Regions from separate parts of the Mus musculus genome. Here region 2 is linked to region 1. Evidence: chromatin contacts called from ENCODE Hi-C or POLR2A ChIA-PET data. All regions are on one chromosome and are shown on one strand. Each heading gives the region's core, a stretch centred on a gene start or an enhancer-like site at or near the end of the contact. The rest is flanking DNA. Distances are from core to core; before and after follow the strand shown. Region 1 overlaps Mtmr7 (myotubularin related protein 7). Region 2 holds the start of Mtmr7 (myotubularin related protein 7).

What was found. Hi-C counts contacts between places; a loop is a spot of excess contacts on that map. ChIA-PET counts read pairs that join two places held with the same protein, here RNA polymerase II (POLR2A).
Region 2: a map of left cerebral cortex shows a loop between it and region 1 (7-fold over the local background). The contact joins the promoter of Mtmr7 here to the enhancer-like site in region 1. A Hi-C loop is called at or near these places in 5 of 37 maps with a recorded cell type or tissue (heart and left cerebral cortex). POLR2A ChIA-PET finds 5 or more read pairs at or near these places in 1 of 5 experiments (embryonic stem cell).

What each region holds. Positions count from the first base shown.
Region 1 is chr8:40,594,856-40,601,944 of GRCm38, reverse strand. Mtmr7 (myotubularin related protein 7) reads left to right here. Exons shown (of 14, transcript NM_001040699.1): 4 at 4,505-4,662. Among named protein-coding and RNA genes, the nearest start is that of Mtmr7, 36 kb to the left of the region's middle. Within about 2 kb of position 3,234, at least 1 of the 3 ENCODE cell types and tissues checked has a DNase peak (open chromatin) inside an H3K27ac peak, as active enhancers do; it is heart, where a contact is called at or near this core.
Region 2 is chr8:40,631,007-40,637,873 of GRCm38, reverse strand. It overlaps Mtmr7 (myotubularin related protein 7), which reads left to right and starts at 3,082. Exons shown (of 14, transcript NM_001040699.1): 1 at 3,082-3,176. The coding sequence starts at 3,153.

The DNA.
Region 1 (7,089 bases), core at 1,985-4,484:
AAGCTCAAAGAAGAAATTAGATTCGGATCTCCCTCCCTCCCGCCTCCCTTGCTCCCCTTTCTCCCGTCTCTCCCTCCCCTCTCCTCCTCCCTTCCCTTTCTCCTTTTATCTCCCTTCCTTCTCTCTCCCGTCCCTCCCTCTCTTTCTTTCTTTCCTATCTAATGATAGGGGATGAAACAGGGAGGGGAGCATAAAGGGTTGGAAAAAAGAAGAACCCAAAAGACCAACAGGACCTAACTGGACACTTCTAAATGGAAGATCTGAGTGGGAAGCAAGTGAGAACTCAGCATCACTAATCACTAGGGAGATAAATCAAAAGATGGCCTAGTTGGCCATCACTGGAAAGATAGGCCCTTTGGACACACAAACTTTATATGCCCCAGTACAGGGGAACGCCAGGGCCAAAAAAATGGGAATGGGTGGGTAGGGAAGTGGGGGGGAGGGTATGGGGGACTTTTGGGATAGCATTGGAAATGTAATTGAGGGAAATACGTAATAAAAAAAACACCAAAGCATATAAAAATAAATGAATCTTTAAAAAAATAAATAATAAAAAAAAACCACATTGAGATACCACCTGACATCTATTAGAGTGGCAAGTGTGTAAAAGAAAGGAAACTCTGAGATCAGAAAGGAGATACAGAAAAGAGAAGTCTTGTATACTGTGGGACTATAAATGCTTGTCGCCAATATCGAAAACATTGTGAACACTCCTAAAAACTAAACATAGAGCTACCATCAGATTCACCTGACAGATTTGAAATCATTATGTTGAAGAGGTGTCTCCTTCCATGTTCAGTGTAGCAGCATCCACAGTGGCACGGTTATTAGCCTGTGTGCTCATCAGCTGATGAATGGGTAAACAAAACGTTCAGTGTCCACATGTGTCCGTTACTTTTCTATTGCTCTGATTAAAATATCAGCAAAGACAGCTTATAGAAAGAAGTGTTTGTTTGGGTTTGGGGTTGCAGAGGGTTGGAATCCAGAAGACAGCTCACACTGGAAACTGAGAGCTCACATCTTCAACCACACCCAAAAAGCGGGGAGAACAAATTAGTAGTGGGGTAAAACTATAAAACTCCCAAAGCCCTCCCCAGTAATGTGCGTCCTCCAGCAAAGCTCCACGTCCCATAGATTCTGTCTCCTCAACAGCACCAACAAGTGACTGAGCACTTAAACACATGAGCCTCTGTGAGGCGCTCCACATTCTGATTCCCGCAGGACAGGATGGATAATCTTGAGCTCTGAAGAAGGCAAACATTCTCTCATTTGTGAAAGTGTGGATGCAAATAGAGAACTGTGTGTGAAATCAAGTAAGCTAAAGGAAGACCATAGGGCATATCTGCGTAGGTTTGGAGTTTAAAACTGGTGGGCCCATAGACGTGGGTAAAAGGACGGTGGCCATGCAAGGGAAGTGGAGGGAGTAGAAAGGTCTTATCCAAGAGTCCAAAGCCCCAGGTAGGAAGAATAAGACAGATTCTCTTTGTTTTTGTTTTTTTCTTTTTTTGATTACATAGCATGACAAGCCTAGCTATTAATGAGTATCATACATTTCAGCACTGTTACGACTTCATACATCTCATCACAAAGCTGTTTATTATGTCCAAGTAAATTACCTTGATTTAATCCTTCCATTTTGTATTAAAAATCCTGACGGGACTTGCAGGGTGACTCAGTGGTTCAAACTGCTTGCTATGCAAGATTGAACACCTGAGTTTGGTTCCCCTGATCCTCCTGAGGGTTGTTGTCAGACCACCGTGCCTGTGCCAGGACCCACACAACACACGTACACTCATGCACATGCACACATACACACACACACACACACTACACACACTACACACATGCACACATACACTCACACACACGCTCACACATATATACACACACTCGAATATACTACTCACACACACGCACATGCACACATAACACACACACTCATGCATACACATATATACATACACTAACATACACTCACATACACGCTCACACTCATACATATATACACACACTCACATACACTACACGTACATGCACACATAACACACACACACTCATACACACATATATACATACACTCACATACACACATATACTACACACACATACACACACAGAAATAATAATAATCTCAACACCACACTGATCCTCATAAGTAAATACCTATAATTTGTCATTATAAAAATTAAAGACTATATCTGTAAACAATAGCCCTAGGCATTTTTAGTCCAATTTTTAAAAAAAAAAATCTTCCTTCCCTGGTGACTATTAAAATTTTTGTCTGATTTTATGATAAGCAGTGGAGTAGGAAGCATAGTTATGAAATGGGAACCAGTCTGTGAAATTTACATCTGTGCTGGGGTACGCACATTACGTAATCCCCGATGTACAGCGTGGGCAGTTCTTCTGAATAGGAGACTTACGCACAGTACGTTAGCAAGATGCAGGTTTGGTCAACAACGATGTGGAGGCTTTCTTGCCCTCATGGAATTTTAAATTGGGCCTGAGAGTTTGTTTAAGCATCCCTTTCTGTAAAAATGCCCCACAGAAAAGAAAACATTTTATAATTTCCGTGTGAACCTAGGCTAATGTCTTCCAGCTCCAGGGTGATGGCCCCGCTCACAGCTCTTGGTCTTGTGCAGTTTTGATGTTCAGCATCAGCACACATACAGAGAGCTGTCAGTCATGCCAAGTTTTTCTCTTCCTACCTTCAACCCATTTGTAAACGTTTAACAAAGGGAGCTTAACTTCCATTATTACCACCAGGGAGCTGAAGTTGTCTCAAGAGATCCATTTGGCATCTCTGACAAATTGCATCTGCTAACTGCATTATGGCAGCAGAAGTCTGTGTCATAAAAATGGTTCTCAGTAATGGAAAAGATGGGTCAGAGTTGAACAGCTGTTCCCAGAACTGGACCGCAGTCATCTCTGCTGTTCCCCAGTAGCTCATAGGACAGGTCTCGTCTGTGAGTGAGTGTGCACCTTTCTCATCTGATCCACAGCCTGTTCTGTTTTAAAGTTTAAAAGTGACATCAAGAACACTCAAGTGGAGTGAGGTCTGTCTAGTTGGGCCTCTTATGGGTCAGGCGAAAACAATTGGGTCCTTAAAAACGCCCCTATCTTTCTTCAGAACATGACGGTGCCTTTCTTCTTTCGTGTGGGTGAGTCATCTTAACAGCAGTCAAAACAAGCTTGCAGCTGAGTTTTCCTTGGCTCCTTGTTGGTGGCCAGATCCTGTGTAGGGCCTGCAGGAGCCTTAAATTGTCTGCACAGAGGGCTGTCAGCAAGCTGAGCACTGAGGACCTGGGAAAACGGAGGCACATGGTGGAAGGAGGGAGACAGGAAGTTTAGGTGGAGGAGGGGAAATAGGGAAGAACTGAGCGCTGCTGTGTGGGTGCGTGGGGCACCATGATGCTGAGTGTGACCCAGCTCTGTGACCCTGAGTGAGCGCCGCTCCCCAGCCTCCTTTGCTGTACTTTTCCCATCTTTGAAGCGAGGATTAGCATTGGTGTCCTGCTAGGGTGGATTGGTCTGTTAGAACAAAATCTAGAATAAAAACAAGGCCTCTTCCTCTTCTTCTTCCTCCTCTTCCTCCTCCTCAAGAGTTAAGACTTGCACTTTCAATACAGTAGCCACTGGCCACAGAACTGTCCCTGAGCTGTAGTAATACAACTACATGTGGAGTCCCAAAAGCCAGAACAAAATGTGTATTCTGTACTATATTTTGTACTATATACACGTTAAAGTAACCATATTAGCTATAGTGGATTAAAATACTACTAAATTAATTTCAGTTTCCTTTTAATTTTTAATGTGGAAACAGGAAGTTTTGTAATGATGGTGTGGGCGACATGATATTTCTGTCGGGCAGTGTGCTGAATTGTATACTTCCCTTATAAGGCAAGGCCAGAGCAAAAAGAGCCAAGTGCTAGGTTTTACTGGGAAAAGGGAAACCGTGAGGCTGGCAATGCTGCTGAAGGAAGGCTTTCCTGGTCCATCCCTCAGTTCCGGCTCCAGGCACAGGCTGCTGCTGTGCATTATAAACTGGTTTTATTAATTACGCCTATAAATAACTTAAGAGCAATACAATTATATGTAGTTGTTAAAAATAGACTTTTTAATGGAAACATGTGAAAAAATCCATACCTTTTGTAGCTATTTTGTTTCTGCTTTCTTAATATTGTAAGCATCTCTTAGAACCCATTCCAAATCCAGACACGATAGATGTCTGATGAATCCCTACATTCTTAATTATTTTTATGCTCCATACTTTATGTATTTTAGAAACTGCCAACAAGGAGACACTGTGTTTTCCATGGGGAAGGAGGCTTCCTCCGAGTTGCATGCAGATGCCTCCAGACCTTCTTGTCATTGCCGGGTGCCCTTGTCCCCATGCTGGGGTGGGAGGCTGATGGTGAACTCCAGCTGGGACAGAATGGTTTTGGGGCAAATGGGTTCTGGCTTTGACCTGGCTTGACTTGGCTGTCCTCTCTTTCTCTTGCAGTGAAGTACGAGGAGCTATACTGCTTTTCCTTCAACCCCAAGCTGGATAAGGAAGAACGGGAGCAGGGCTGGTTGCTGGTTGACCTTAGTGAAGAATACAAGCGAATGGGCCTCCCTGATAATTATTGGCAGCTCAGCGATGTGAATAGAGACTACAGAGTGAGTGGCGCCATTTTAGTGGAGTACAAACACTTAACTTCTCATGAGGTTACCAAGTCAGTTAGCATGGGATAGCCTTTATCTCTTCTAGATTTTGTAGCTCTTTGTAGATGGAGTCTGACTTGTCCCCATTTCTTTCACTGTGCTGGTCCCTGCCCCCTCCAGGACTGGGGACTGAGCCCAGGCTCTTATGCCACATGAGTAATCTGTCACTGTAGCTATGTCCCCAGCCCATTCTGCCCTTCTCTTCCAACTGCACCTAGAATGAATCCCTCAAGACCGTCCCTCCATACTCCTCCTCTTAAGGGGTGAGCATTTGTGAACTCCGAACCGCCCAGTGCAGACTTTGTGGCCAACAGTTGATGAGAGAGCTGGCTGGGACCTCATTCTCCCATCACATCTTTTTATAGCACAGGGGACGATTAGTGTGGAAATCCGAGGGACCCTGATGGCAGTTTGGCACCAGCCTCTTGATATGCTCACTGTATTCTCAATTGGTACATAAGGTCACCAAGAGGCTCCCTAGAGGGATGTGAAAAAAAAAATGTGCCTGTCCTCCCAGGAAGGAGTGCCAAGTGAGCCTCTTGTTCTCTCCAGTGAGGAGTTCACAAGTCACAATTAATTCCTCGTGCTCCAGGGACTTAGCCAGAACAGGGAGATGGAGACTGGGGGTGGCGGGGAGAGATGGTAATTCTTCCAGTTTAACCCTGGAGTGTGTTTGTGGGTGTGTATGCTGAGGCTCAAGCCCGGGGTTCTGTGCCTGTCATGCCAATGGCAGACCACTGAGATGTGCTCCAAGCCCACTCTTCTGTCTTATCTTCCTTCCTTCCTTCACAGTTACATACTTTGACAGCCTCTCTTCTTATTTAAACAGTGCCCATGTTTAGTGGCCATTCGTAGTGACATTGAGTCTCCTCTTCACATTCCTGTTTCTTTGTTTCACAAGATTGTCTCGGTGTATATTTATAGATACTGTTATTGCTCATGTAGCTATTATGAATACATCCCAGCATGTTTTCTGACCTTCAGAACTTTTGATTTATGATTTGTTTTGGTTTTTTTTTTTTTGAGATAGTCTCAGGTAGTTCTGGCTGAACTCAAACTCAGAGTTTAAGGATGGCTTTCAACTCCTGGTCCTCCTGCCCCTTCATGTAAAGTGCTAGGGCATAGCGCGTGCTTCCATACCTGACTTAGGGGCGCTGGACATTGAACCCAGAACTTCTTACATGCCAGGGGAACACTCTGCCCTCCGAGCTACATCCCAGTTCTAATCATTTATTTTAATCATGATTTCTGCTTTTATATGTTGCTAATCGTCTAAATTTGACACTGTGTAAGAGCTACAGCTAACATCTTTACTAATTATGATTGTTATAGTTTGATACTAAACCTTGCCCCAAAGTCAGGTGGGTTTTCACTATTATCCAGAGTATCTCAGAGATACAGGTTATTTGAGATACAGTTGGTTCCTTATGATAATAAAACTTCCTTGTTATTATGCATAAACTCAATTACAATACCTAACATAATCTTCATGAAGTGCTGGGTTAGTATCATTAGCCTGATTGCCCTCTTGCTAAAGTCAACTTTTGCACCAAGTGTTTTAGCCGAAAGATGAGAGAGTGAAGGGGAATCTGACTTTTATAAAGGAAGTCGGATGTCTTTGTTTCTCAACTATTCAGCTGTCCTTGAACAAGGAAGGAGAGAGAGAGAGTGAAGCACAGCCACTGAATGGTACTTTCTCCATGCTGCTGCTTTGATGACTTTCCCCTTAGAATTAACCACCAATGTGACTCATTTGCGCATAGTAACCGGAGCCCTGCATCACCCAGACTGAAAGCTGTGTGTCACTTGCCATTTCTTTTCCAGAGAAACTCCCAGCCCAGTAAGCCTGGCCCTTTCCAGACTGCTGTGACAGAAGAGGTGAAAACCTCGGGGATTTTCTGACTTGAGAAATGTCAGAGGAATATCTTTAATTTACTGCCAGCTTAGAAATAGGACAACCCTTATCTTACATAGTAAGTTCTGACTCATCACCCACTGAGGACATTTCATCTCAGCCCGCTTCCTGTGAACCTTGAGTTTAAGACTGAGACAAATAGGTATTTTCTTCTCTTGCTTTATGAGTTATTTTACACTTTGCACAAGTCCTTTCAAGTGGGTGGAGTGGGAAGAACTTGCGAGTCAACACAGAAGATGTCAGCTGAGTGTGAGCGGCCTGCAGCCGGTTTGCCGTGGTCATCTCTGTTGTCCATGAAGCACCTTTGACACTCACTTGATGGCTGCCTAAGTCTGTAAGCCCAGACTTCATTTTATATACAACCCTGAAGTTACCTCTCTTTAGATCAAGTGATTGGTGTCTGTTACAGGGTAAACTTTAGTCAGGCTAGGGATGTACCTCTGTGGTAGAGACCTGCCAGCATGCAG
Region 2 (6,867 bases), core at 1,833-4,332, 36 kb before region 1:
GGAGCTGTAATGTTTAAGGAGAGAATTGAGAACTGGATATACCAAGATGGAAATGGCATGTATTAAAGTAGTGCTTGAAGGGATGGGAGTGAAATGAATAGGGAGTATGAGTGCCCCAAGGACACAGATTTGGCTCAAGCCCCGAATCTTCCTGGAGAGAGAACAAAATAAGGAGACTATTTAAAACCCCTGCCTGCTCAGAGACTTAAGAACTCTTTTTTGGCTGCCCTAATGTTTCTTTTCTGGTTTCTGGAAAAAAAAGGCAGAGCTGTCTACAATCCACTTAGTGGGCTTCCCCCCCACCCCACCTTCTACATCTTTGGTATAGGACAAGTCAAAGAAGCCATGATATTTCATACTTCATTTAAACTGTAAGGTTGGGGATGCCATTTTTTTCCCTATAAGACAAAACCCCAGATGCATCTCTGACTTTCTCATATTTGTGCCTAATAACATTTTCTATCAGAGGCTGGACTGTTCTACATGTTGCACGGACCATTAGGGTCTAATAGTGCTGACTCGGGTTTTATCAAATGTGCAATCATTAGCCACACTGGTCCCCATGGAAACGCTTTTTGGCATCATTGCCTGATCAGAAATTTGACTTGTCTCGGAAGAGATCTAAACTATTCCAGAAAGACTTATAAATGTGCGGCACATTTCCAGATTCCTTTAGGCCAGTGAAGTTCACAGGCTGTTAGAGGAAGCTCCCAGTTTATATCAAGCTTTTATTTGAGAACGCCTCCAGCAACATAAAACTTTAAGAAGTGAGTTTCTGATCCTTGGTAATAGCATAAAAAATTCAAGGTACAACTCACCCTTTGGGGGTTTCCTTAGGCATTTCCCCATATTTTGTGAGCATCCGAGTTGGTTTCCCCACACTTGCTTGGTGTTAGCTGTATCACACTTATAACGTAGTAGTCTCATCTACATCAATCTTTTGGCATCGGCTGTGATACTCTGAGTACGGATTGCTTAAATATTGACAGCGTCTCTTTGGTAAGTGATTGCTCAGCCTTATCACCGGGATGAATTTAGACATCCCATGAATATAGACATATTGATACAAGGCATTTTAATAATGTATGTTCTCCCCTCACATTACTACTCTAAGATGCCTTCTACAAAACAAAACCAAAAACCTTCAGTGTCTTCCACTCTACCGGCTGTTGAGTAGTGAAAACAGAGAGCCTGGGGGATATATAGTAGTGTTATGAGTACGAGAGACTTCACCGGGTTACTGAGGACTAGACCTTATCACTGAATAACTTCTGTAACTGTGGGGTTAAAGGACAAGCTGAGAAAAAATCCTTAGGGAGTTATTAGATTAAGCCAAACTGCAGTTAGTAGAAACTTGTTTCTCTTTTATTATAATATTTCCATCATATTCTGTTAACTTATCCTAATAATTGGCTTATAATAGATTAATTTAACCTAGTGCTTATTTTACGAGTCTTTAAATAAGTACCATGATTTTTGAATCATCAACACTTTAGACTAATCTTGAATTGTTCAGACATCTCTCTTTACCTATGTATAGATGTTTTCAAATCTGTACTATAATATTTGTGTGTAAAAATTGCTGATCCAGTACACTATTTATCAGCCTACCAGAAGACAGAATACTGAAAACACATTATTCCAGGATGTCTGTCTGATTCAGAATATTCCCTCCAAACAGATGTAAGCTCATTATATCATAAAATTTAATTTGGAGATGAGGTCATATAGACAGGAAATGATGTTTTCAGTCTATAAATAAGGATACTGGAGCTGGTTTGAATCGAGACCAGAAAGTACTACTGACTAAAGCGGGACTTTCTTTGACTACCCCTGATGTTCTTTACAAAAGGGAAAATTACACTTTGACTTATTCTTGTCATTTACAAGTGATGTTTTATAGCTTGTTCCAATCTACCCTCTCGGGTGGTAGGAGTATGAATATGGTCCAAAACGTGCAAAGGGGATGTGACAATTTTAAAATGAATTCGACATTAATGAAAACATATTTTGAAGGTTGCAATATGCCGGTATTGAACAGGAGATTAAAAAAAAAAACAAAATCAAAAACAATGTGTAAGGTCAAAGAATTTACAACAATGTCATAAACAAGGGCCAGGAAAACAACGAAACAAATACTACTCCAAGAACTGTTCTATGAAACTTCAGTATGGCAGAGGGTGTTTTTAGTCTCTGGATTCCCTTGGTGCCTTAAAGGGACCTCATAGTGGATACTTTGTGTCTCTAGCTGTCGTTTAGTTACAGCTAGGAAAAGACAGCCGATATGTACCTAACACAGGATCTGGGGTTTTCACATCTCTATCAAGATTCCATCAGTGAAGTCACATGGTTATGTGAGATGTCTGACTTGACAGCAACCTTAGTACTAGGGCACAAACAACATTGGTATTACTCTCACTTTCACCCCAAAGACTCTGCTGACTGAGCCTGTGCCAGAATACATCCAGAACCCAGTAGACTATGCATACTGCATCAGGGTGCAGTCATTTTTTCCCCCTACCACATTCTGAAGTTCCACCTATCTTCGGATGCTCTGGAAGGCAGCCAATGAGGGTATAAAGCTTCACAGATTCATTCGCATCTCTCCAAGAAACCACACCCAACACAAGGCCCTCTTTGTGCCTTAGGAAACAGTGGTGCCACAGTATTACCGTTTTATGCTGCCTGACTCTCTTTGGGTTTTGATTTTTCTTTTTTTAAAAAAAGAAAATATGGGGGGTATCTTTATGTCTCTTTTACTGTTCCAAGCTGCTGGACCCAAATGATCTTCCTGCCTCAGCCTCCTGAGTGGCTGGGATTACAGGCAAGCGCCACCGCAGCCAGCTTGAAGATCCCCATCTGGAAAAATACCTAGTGACTTGGGCAGTGAGAGCCTCCACCAGAGAGAGGGAGCGGAAAGGAGAGCAAAGTCCAAGGGTGAGACCCGCAGGTGCGAGCAGGCGCAGAGCCGCGATCTCAGGCCCGCGCAGGCGCCCAGCACCACCGGCGCACCTGGAGGAGGAGCCAAGGCCGGGACCCGCCCACGCCCGCGGCCGCCGAAGCCCCCTCCCCGCCCTTCCCATTGCGCCGCACGCGCGCGCGCAGGTGCGTGAGGCCGCGCCCGCCGGGGACCCTGCAGACGCGGGCCCGCCATGGAGCACATCCGCACGCCCAAGGTTGGTGGCCCGGGCGGAGGAGGCAGAGAAGGAGGAGGGATGCTAAGCGCACGGGGCTGCCCGGCCGGGAGCTGGACCGCGAACGAGGGAGGAGCTGGCGGCGCCCTAGCATCTCCCAGAGCACTGCGAGGCCGGTCTTTCTCTTGCTAGCTCACAGGCCTAGCTGGCGCTAATCTCTTGTCCTTGGGGGTGAGGTGGTGCGCAGTGGACGCAGGGGTGGGCAGGAGGGAATGGACCCCATTTGTCTGTTGAGTAACAGGGTGCTGATAAACGGTTTTTCTTTAAATATTTTCATTTAAAGAAGGTGCTGGTAGCTCTGAGCAGTTGAAAAGGAAGCAAGCTCTTGAATAGCAGGTGCAAAGAAAGTGCGTTATAGACAGATGGTTTGAATGAACTTGGAAGCTTGTTGAAGCTAAGGATTGGACTCACCCGAAGCATCCTTTCCCATTTTGGAGCTGCTAGGGACCTGCAGCTGAGCCTAGGATACATATTTGCCATGACTGAATGATGGCGTATTCTTCTCTTTCCCGTTTGTTTGGCCCCTTGGGAAGAAGATGCTGCGTATAGATTTCACCCGTGAGTGTGTGTTAAAACACACCGGCGTTTGCCGCTCAACAGAAATGATTATTTCCAGATTATACAGTTAATTAAGACTGGAAGCCTTAGCCATAGTACCAAACCTTGCCACTCTTTGTTGCAATATAATTTAGAATTAAAATAATGATAGAGATTCTTGTCTGATTTTAAAAACCTCTGGGAAGGAAGACCTTTTTAAAAATCCCGTTGTTTCTCTCTTAGTTACCACCACACAGTCTTTTCAGAATCATCTTATATTTAAAATCTAGGTCCCAGACAGACTTGGACTAAAATTATATCCGAGTGCACAGAAGTCATGTGATCCCAGGGCTATTATCATTTCATGGGAACGTATATTTAATTACTTTGCTCCTTATCCAGCAAGAATTTATCCCTACATTCAGAGATGGTTGCCCATACCTCTTAGTAAAAGCCTCATTAATATTGTGTTCATGGAAGAATTAGTCTTCTAGCCTGCTGGAGACCGTCAGTTCCAGCGGTGAGTTTCAGTTGTGTTGACGTTGCCCCATGGAATGAAACTGTTACTTTACAATCAGGAAGTTGTAAACTTAGGAGACAGTGCCATAAACCACAAGATCCGTGGCTCAGGGCTCTCAGGTCTTAAGTGGTACTAAATAATTTATTCAAGAGTGATGAGTTTAACCCATGATTCTCTTTGTCTTTTGCCAAGGGCATTCCTCTTTCATGATGAAGGGGCCCTTTGTACAGGTGGTGTCTTATGTGGATGTCGGCAGCGGGGATGAGAGGGTATTTATCCTGGCACTGGATGGCATTGTCTTATTTGGTGTCAACTTGGGAGAGCGATATCACTTTCTGGACTTTACTCTGTTTCACCTCAGACAAAGCCATATCTCTATATTTTTTTGTTTTGTTTTGAGGCAGGGTTTCTCTGTATAGCCCTGGCTGTCCTGGAACTCACTCTGTAGACCAGGCTGGCCTCGAACTCAGAAATCCGCCTGCCTCTGCCTCCCAAGTGCTGGCATTAAAGGTGTGTGCCACCACTGCCCGGCAAAGCCATATATTTAAACCTGAATAACAGGAAGTATTTTTTTAAAATTGGTTTTCATCAATACCCTCTAGGCCATGTAGACATTTGTGTGTCTGGAAATGGGAAGACAATGGGTGGTTGGGATGGAGAGAGAAGTCACTGAAGTGTCTTTGAATTACATGGCCGTTAGCATTAGAATAATAAACAGTAACAACAAAACGTTGAGGTTACACATATTAGGCGGATGAGATTTGTTTATCTGTTTCATTCCACAAGCATTTAAGGGTCGTGTTCTGTGCAGTTTGTGAGATGCTTGGAGTACCACACATGCAGGAACTCATAGTCTGGATGGGGGTGCCAGTTGTGACATGGGATTATACAACTGAGACAGACATGAACAAGGTACAGTGGATATAAAGAGAGGAATTGATAGTGGGATAGTCATTACATGGCCCTGTGTATCTCTCTACCCACTGTGTCATGTGTGTATTTCCATGGGAAAATGAGAAAAGTCTTAGCATAGTTGACTGTTACCACTAAAGGAGTTGATGCTCAAGAGCACTTGAGACAGCTGTCACGTAATTCTGCAAATATCCATTAGAATAAATAGTTGCAACCTCAAAGAATCTGAAAACCGCAAGATTGGGCTGAAAATGAAATCCGTTGAGGCAAAATAACTTCCTTTTATCCTATGTTTTTAAGTCTTAAACTAATTTTTGCCATTCAGGAAGGTCCAGCCCAGAGCCATGGGCATGTGTGACTAAGGGTGGCTGTAAATGCAGCCCAACACAAAACAGTAAACTTAAAACAGTCTATGAGATCAAGCAAACACAGCTCGACCACAGGGTACCAGACTGCCCACACTGTCCATGATAACGTCATCTAGCTACATCAAAAGGTTGAATACGCTGGGCTTGGAAGATGGCTCCAGAGGATAAAGTGTTTGTTGCACAAGTATGAAGATGGGAGTTTGGATTCCCAGCGACCGCGTTGAAAGTTGGGCATGATGGCACACACCTGAATCCCCAGCACTGAGGGGTGGGTGGAAACAGGAGGATTGCCATTGCTCACTGGGCAGCCAGTCTAGTCAAGACAGTAAGCTCCAGGTTCAGTGAGAGACCCTGTCTCAAAAATTAGGTGGAGGGGCAGAGCAGTTTAAGGGGACATCCAGTGTTGAGCTCCAGCATCTAGGAGTGCATACAGTATACGCACGGTTTTTCAAACATTATTGGCTGTGTGCAAAGCGTACAGCTACCTGCAGAACATACATTGTCAACTGTGCAGTTGTTAGTGGTCATATTCATACGTACACTCCATGCTCAGTTTTATTCTCAGGGGAGCTGAGTGGGAAGTTTCCTTTTCTTTCTTGATTTCATAGTTTTATGTCTTAGGTTTGTATATGCAAAGTTTGCTTAACAGATCCACCGTTCGTTTGATGTACTATTTATCAGGATAGAAATGGGTTTGTTTGGAGGAAAATAAATGTATACATGTATGAGGTACTGTTGCTTTTACATTGACAGTATAAGTTATTGTAATAGCTGTCACAGCCTGTGTTCTGGAGTGCAGTTTAAGAAGATACATACATATGAATAATTAGGGCCCCGTACATAATATTTTCCCTCTGTGAGTGCCTGCATGTACACTTTACTGACGCTTTTCATAGAGCATATGTTAAATAGAATGTGTTTCAACCAGTGATCCCATGCAAGGAGAGAATACTCCAAGGACGAGATGTCTTGGATGGAAGTGAGGCCGTTCAGGATTTTCCCTTCACAGTGGAAATTAGGGTTTCTGCTTTGCTGTTGATCTTCTTTTCTGGCTGGTAACCCAGAAAACTCACCGGTGAGAAAATTTAGTCCCATTCGAAACTTAGCAAGTATTTGAGCTCAAGTATTACTTAGATCAAAAGGCTTCTGAGTTCCTTGAAACAGCTTGAAGTGTTGGTAGAATTTCACTTGTTTGTTTGGGGTTTGGCTGAGGATAATCTTCTGAAAGGCATTTCCTCCACATTTGTAAATTTGTTATTAATGGAATATGTGATCATCTCTAATGCAGACCTTCAAGTGTTTACTTTAAGTGTAACTCCCGCTCCTTAGCCTGAGC